Regions from separate parts of the Homo sapiens genome. Here region 2 is linked to region 1. Evidence: chromatin contacts called from ENCODE Hi-C or POLR2A ChIA-PET data. All regions are on one chromosome and are shown on one strand. Each heading gives the region's core, a stretch centred on a gene start or an enhancer-like site at or near the end of the contact. The rest is flanking DNA. Distances are from core to core; before and after follow the strand shown.

Region 1 (3,304 bases), core at 501-3,000:
CTCCACGTATGATTGGGACATCGGATGATTCTGGAGAGGGTTCCTGTAAGCCACAGCCCCAAAACAAACCCATGGAATAGGGGAAGGAAAGTTCTCCCTCAAAAAGGATGCTGAAGAGCAATAGTTTTTAAAAATATTCTTTACTACCATTAATCAAATAATAAGAGGCTTATGGGCAGAAATATCAGCAGGGGAAAATTAAGGCAGAGTAATTGTTAGGACCACAGAACCTGGAAACAGCTTTCCTGGGTGAATTCCAGCCTCACACTTAAGCTGTGGGACCAAATTACAAGATCTCTTTAAGCCTCACTTATTTCACCTATAAAAAGAGAGACCAATGTTCCCTATGTCAGTAAATTACCATGAGGATTAAATTTATATAAAATGCCAAGCACAAAGTAATGATTATAACGGTTGGCTATTAGCTGCTTCTATCACTATATTGCTGTTAGTATTAAGATCATACAACAGGTACATAGTAAATGCTGGAGTCTGAACTAAAGCAATGCCCCCTGATGCCTGACCTAAAGTACTTCCTACTACAGTGTGAATTAGAGCAGGTGAGCATTGGAGAGCAGCAGGTAAAACAGTAGTGGAGGTGAGTTAAGCAGGATTATGCTGCTGACATTTCTAGATCCTTGCCAGAGGCCAAGTGTCCAGTGACCTCTTCTTTATTTCTTACTTTATAGTTACTATTATCACCCATTTTATAGAATAGGAAACTGAGGCCTAGAATGATTAACTTGCCAGCAGGGGCACCCACCTAGGAGGCAGTGGAAGCTCTCCTTTAGGACCTTGCTGAGGCATTCGCAGAATAAGCAGGTTCCTTAGTGCTCTGGCTAGACAGGATTAACGCTTGTTTCTTTTGTCATTGCACTTGCCTAGTGGGCTGTCCAGCTCATGGTTGGCACTCAGTCTTTTCAAAGAACAAATGTCAACCATGACAATTGATGAGGAAGAAAGCAGAAAAATGTAGAACTCAGACTCCACCAAGATGTATGTTAGTTGGAAGTTATAGATAAGTTTCCCTCAAATATATAACTGTCACTATAGCCACTATTTTATGAATTAGATGCCTCACTTCCAGGCAAACTTGGAACTGATTTTTGTTGCAAGAATGAACTTAGATCTACCTAAGACTTCACCATTCTCATTTTTTACAATTCAGAAATTTCAAAATAATAAGCGTATGCTAGGTCATCTGTAGACCTGTTTCTCTTTGTTACTCAATCCCACAGTCTGACAGTCTGCTCTGAATTTCTGTAGGCTGTATCATTCTGTACCTGCAGGAGAGCGGTGACTCAGCCTGTGGAATAACTCCCTTTCCCTCATTATGACATGTCACCTTTATTTCATTGCTGTGGCATGTTTCTTGCCCTGTGGCTGAAAAACAAGGCAACCCAGTCAGGAAACCAAAGCAGATTCTCTACTTCTGAGTCAAAGCGTGAGGTCTGCCAATCTAGACCTGGAAGACATGCTCTTACACCTTGCCTAATCCTCCAAGGAAGTTGTTTTTCTCTTCTTCAACCCCATCCCTTCCCTCCCACCAAGCCCCTAAGAAGGCATAACCATGGAGCTATTTTTACCTGAAAAATAAATCCAGGGGACGAGATCTTTTAGGTTGCATTTATCAAAACAGTGAATGTTCAGATTGTTGGCTTATTTAAAAATTAAATATTTGTTTCTGCAAGGATTGATTTATCTGGTGTTGGTAGTACTGGGTTACACACTAGGATTCTATGAGTTACACACTAGGATTCTATGACTACATTGCAGCTGGATTGTCAGGCTGTCTGTGGTCATAGAGACAGCCTGGATAATGAATGAATAGAAATGTCAGGGCTTCGAGATTTTCGAGCCCCCTTTCCTTATCTGGAAATGGGGATTAAAAAATAACTCCTTTTTAGGTTTGTTGTAAATGAGAATATATGTAAAGTACATGTAAGAAGATATCTCTTATCTCTATCAAAGTAATCTTTCCTATTGACTTGCTGTGTAACCCTCACCACGATACTGGTTTCTGCCTTAATTGTCCCAAATGATAAAACAGAGATAATTGTATTTGCCTCTAAATCATGTTTTCAAAAACTTGAACTAATGAAAGTATAAATTAGTATAAATTTTCTGGAGGCAATTTAGTTTTATCTATCAAAAAATTATATATGCATGTATGTGTATATATCTCCTTTAATACAATTTTACTTTAGAAATTTGTTATAAGAAACTAATCAGGTATTATTCATAAGTATGTTAATCATGACATTGTTTATAATATGAACAATTACAACAACCTACAAATCCTACAATAGAAGATTGGTTAGGTAAATTATTATACATCATTATATAAAGGAATATCATTTATGTAGTCAGTAAAAATCATGTTGTAGAAGAATATTTATTTTTAGGGCAAATGTGTGTTTTGTAAACAGCAAACAGCCAAAAGGATACACTGGTATTTTTAATAAATAAGAAATGTACATACATACATAGAAAAAAAACACTGGAAGGCACACACTGAAACATTCATCATAATGCTCTTTGGTTGAAATCCAAGTGACTTTTGCTGTCTTCTTTTATGCTTTTCTGTGTTTTACAAGTTTTCTTTATTTCTCTAATTAGAAAAAAAGATCTTAAAATATGCTGTTAGGCAAATCTCCTTTTCAAATGAGCATTATAGTTTAATCCATTATCTCTACCTTTAAAATGCTTTGGAACTACTTAGACAAAACTTTGTAGGCTGGGCGTGGTGGCTCATGCCTGTAATCCCAGCACTTTGGGAGGCCGGGGCGGGCAGATCACAAGGTCAGGAGTTCAAGACCAGCCTGGCTAACATGGTGAAACACCGTCTCTACTAAAATCACAAAAATTAGCTGAGTGTGGTGGCGTGCACCTGTAATCCCAGCTGCTTGGGAAGCTGAGGCAGGAGAATTGCTTGAACCCCAGAGGCGGAGGTTGCAGTGAGCCAAGATTGTGTCATTGCACTCCAGCCTGGGCAACAAGAGCGAAACTCCATCTCAAAAAAAAAAAAAACAACTTTGTAAATGTAGGCATTGAAACAAAGCTGAGAGGAAACAGCTCAAAATGTTGACAATGCTACCTGCATGTCATGGTTCATAGGTGATTTCATGTTTGCATCTTATACTTTGTGTTTTCAAAGTGTCTACACTCTGCATGTATAACTTTTATACAACAGAAAAGTGCTAGTAAAATGTCTGTTGAATAATTATTATTTATAAAGAGCAATATTTTCTGAATGTCTTCTGTGAAAGCCACTTTATTCGGGCTTTTATCTTAGCTGAATTTA
Region 2 (3,304 bases), core at 393-2,892, 520 kb before region 1:
CAGGCTGGAGTGCAGTGGCGTGATCTCAGCTCACTGCAGCCTCCACCTCCCAAGTTCAAGCCATTCTCCTGCCTCAGTCTCCCCAGTCGCTGGGATTACAGGTGTGCACCACCACCCTGGCTAATTTTTATATTTATTTATTTATTTATTTGAGATGGAGTCTTGCTCTGTCGCCCAGGCTGGAGTGCAGTGGCGTGATCTCAGCTCACTGCAACCTCTGCCTCCTGGGTTCAAGTGATTCTCCTGCCTCAGCCTCCCGAATAGCTGGGACTACAGGTATGCGCCACCAAGCCCAGCTAATTTTTGTATTTTTAGTAGAGACAGGGTTTTACCATATTGGCCAGGCTGGTCTCGAATTCCTGACTGTATGATCCACCCACCTCGGCCTCTCAAAGTGCTGGGATTACAGGCGTGAGCCAGCGTGCCCAGCCTTGTATTTCTTAGGTGAATAGATTTTGATTTGCAGAATTCAAAAAGGAATGCGAGTGAAGTAGGTGAAACAATAAATTTAGCTTGGAGGATCCTATGAGCCTTCCCCCTGGTGTGCTGGTCACAGCTGGTTTTGCCCAGCGCCCTTTTGTCCTCTTTGTCCTCTGCTCTCCTTTGAACATCAATCAACAAGGGCCTGATGGCATTGACAGGCTTGCCCTGGTGACTGACCACGTCTCAGGTTGAAAATGTGCTTTGGCGCCTTTTACAGGACGATGGCATTTGTCCCAGTGTGTTCCAGTGAAGCGCCTCGCAGGACCTTGATAAACTTGACTGTCCGTATCCATCAAGGTGCTTGTGCATTATTCCTACAACTGGGGAGATACCTTACCCACCTCCTTGCAGATCGTTCTAGGGAAAGGTGTTTGGCCATCTGTCTGGGAGGCTGAAGACTGGCCCTTGCCACAGGCAGGGTGCTGAGAGCTGCCCCTCTGCCCAGCCTCGTGCTCCTCTGCTGAGGGGTCAGCTCAGGTTGTCTGGAGGCACTGCCCTGCGCCTGCTCCTCGAGCCGCTTGATGGCACTGTTAGAACTGGAGAAGGGAGGCAGCTTCTCCTGAAACAGTTTCCTCTGTTCTGATCGGCTCCAAACTGTCATTTCCACCCACCTCCTTCCTAACTGAACAGAACAAAATCACTTCACAGCCTGTTGCTGCTGCTCTGCTCCCCCAGCCCCGCCCCGCCATCTGGGCAAAGATTTAGTAGCCCCTGTGCCCTCTTTCCCGCACTCATGCACCCAGGCTTCCATCCTGTCTCTCTAGAGCTTTATCATCCTGTGTGTTTTGGGGGCCTCTGCGGTGCCAGGGGCTTTGCAGGCAGAGAGAAGGCCAGGAAAACCTTATAAGAACCCGGGAATCTAAAAGAGAAAGCAGAAGTGCCTGACATCCTTCTGGCCACATGACTTGTTTTCTAGAAGAAAGAAGAAAATAGCAGTGGGAGAAGGTGCTTGGGAGGAATGGAAGGAATGTGCAGAGAGGGCAGGAAATGGGGTCTCTCGGGCGGAATCTTGGCATTAGGTTGCAAGGCTTAATGTGTTCTGTTCTTGGCTTCCCAGCTGCCACTGTGTCTAAATCCCTCTCGCAGGGTCAAGGGTGGGTGGAGGCGTGGTCTGAAGGGACGCTTGCCTTCTTCTACTTGCTTTAGCCTCTTCTGGTTCTCAGTTCTGTCTCTCTCTCTCTCTGTAGCTCTGTCACCCAGGCTGGAGTGCAGCAGTGCCATCATAACTCATTGCAACCTTAAACTCCTGGGCTTAAGCAGTCCTCCTGCCAGGAGTTTACTACTGGTACATGCCATTACACCCGGCTAATATTTAGTTTTTTCGGAGGGATGGGGTCTCACTAGATTGCCCAGGCTGGTAACTTCTGGGTTGAAGCCAGATCCTCTCACCTCAATCTCCCAAAGTGCTGGGATTACAGGCATGAGCCACCACACCTGGCCTCTCTTTCTTTTTTTTTTGCAGTGGGGGGTGGGGGTGGCTGGTGGGGAGGAGGACAGAGTCTCACTCTGTAACCCAGGCTGGAGTGCAGTGGCACGATCTCGGCTCACTGCAACCTCCGCCTCCCGAGTTCAAGCCATTCTCCTGCCTCAGCCTCCTGAGTAGCTGGGATTACGGACACGTATCACCATGCCCAGCTAATTTTTTTATTTTTAGTAGAGAAGGGGTTTCACCATGTTGGCCAGGCTGGTCTCGAATTCCTGACCTCAGGTGATCCACCTGCCTTGGCCTCCCAAGGTGCTGGGATTACAGGCATGAGCCACTGCGCTTGGCCCTCTCTTTTTTATTTATTTATTTATTTTTGAAACGGAGTCTCACTCTGTTGCCCAGGCTGGAGTGCAGTGGCATGATCTCAGCTCACTGGAACCTCCGCCTTCCGGGTTCAAGTGATTCTCCTGCCTCAGCCTCCTTGTTGTATTTTTAGTAGAGAAGGAGTTCCACCATGTTGTCCAGGCTGGTCTCAAATTCCTGACCTCAGGTGATCCACCTGCCTCGGCCTCCCAAAGTGCTGGGATTTTGGGCGTGAGCCACTGCGCCTGGCCCTCTCTTTTTTTATTTTTATTTTTAAATGGAGTCTTGCTCTGTTGCCCAGGCTGGAGTGCAGTGGCGTGATCTTGGCTCACTGGAACCTCTGCCTCCTGGGTTCAAGTGATTCCCCTGCCTCAGCCTCCTGAGTAGCTGGGACTACAGGCATGCATCATCACGCCCAGCTAATTGTTGTATTTTTAGTAGAGAAGGGGTTTGGTCTTGAATTCCTGATCTCAGGTGATCCACCTGCCTCAGTCTCCCAAAGTGCTGGGATTACAGGCATGAGTTTTTTTTTTTTTTTTTTTTTTGACACAGAGTCTGTCTCTGTCACCCAGGCTGGAGTGCAGTGGTGCTATCTCGGCTCACTGCAACCTCCACCTCCTGGGTTCAAGCAATTCACCTGCCTCAGCCTCCCGAGTAGCTGGGATTACAGGCGTGCGCCACCATGCCCAGCTAATTTTTGTATTTTAGTAGAGATGGGGTTTTACCATGTTGGCCAGGCTGGTCTCCAACTCCTGACCTCAAGCAGTCCATCCACCTTGGCCTCCCAAAGTGCTGGGATTACAGGCATGAGCTACTGCGCCCAGCCCCTTTTTTTTTTTTTTCAAAATTTATTGTGTATACTTAAGGTATACAATGTGATGTTATGAGGTACATGTACATATAGTAAAACAGTTACCAGAGTGGAGCAAATGAACATAGCCGTCATCTCTCATAGGTACGTATTTTTCCCCTGTGGTAAGAGCAGCTACAATCAACTATAATCTACTCATTTAGCAAAGATGTTGGATACAG

The links. Hi-C counts contacts between places; a loop is a spot of excess contacts on that map. ChIA-PET counts read pairs that join two places held with the same protein, here RNA polymerase II (POLR2A). Pooled maps may share reads with other maps.
Region 2: a loop to region 1 is called in a map of MCF 10A, with 7 times the contacts of the local background. The contact joins two enhancer-like sites. A Hi-C loop is called at or near these places in 2 of 168 maps with a recorded cell type or tissue (MCF 10A and endothelial cell of hepatic sinusoid) and 1 of 50 pooled maps. POLR2A ChIA-PET finds 5 or more read pairs at or near these places in 3 of 52 experiments (MCF 10A, PC-9 and naive thymus-derived CD4-positive, alpha-beta T cell).

Annotation. Positions count from the first base shown.
Region 1 is chr1:234,562,882-234,566,185 of GRCh38, reverse strand. LOC107985465 (a long non-coding RNA gene) reads left to right here. Exons shown (of 3, transcript XR_001737831.2): 3 at 1-1,593. Among named protein-coding and RNA genes, the nearest start is that of LINC01354, 33 kb to the right of the region's middle. Within about 2 kb of position 1,750, at least 10 of the 41 ENCODE cell types and tissues checked have a DNase peak (open chromatin) inside an H3K27ac peak, as active enhancers do; they include PC-9, where a contact is called at or near this core.
Region 2 is chr1:235,081,594-235,084,897 of GRCh38, reverse strand. No RefSeq gene overlaps it. Among named protein-coding and RNA genes, the nearest start is that of LINC01348, 13 kb to the right of the region's middle. RefSeq lists an enhancer at 1,816-2,338. Within about 2 kb of position 1,642, at least 37 of the 41 ENCODE cell types and tissues checked have a DNase peak (open chromatin) inside an H3K27ac peak, as active enhancers do; they include PC-9, where a contact is called at or near this core.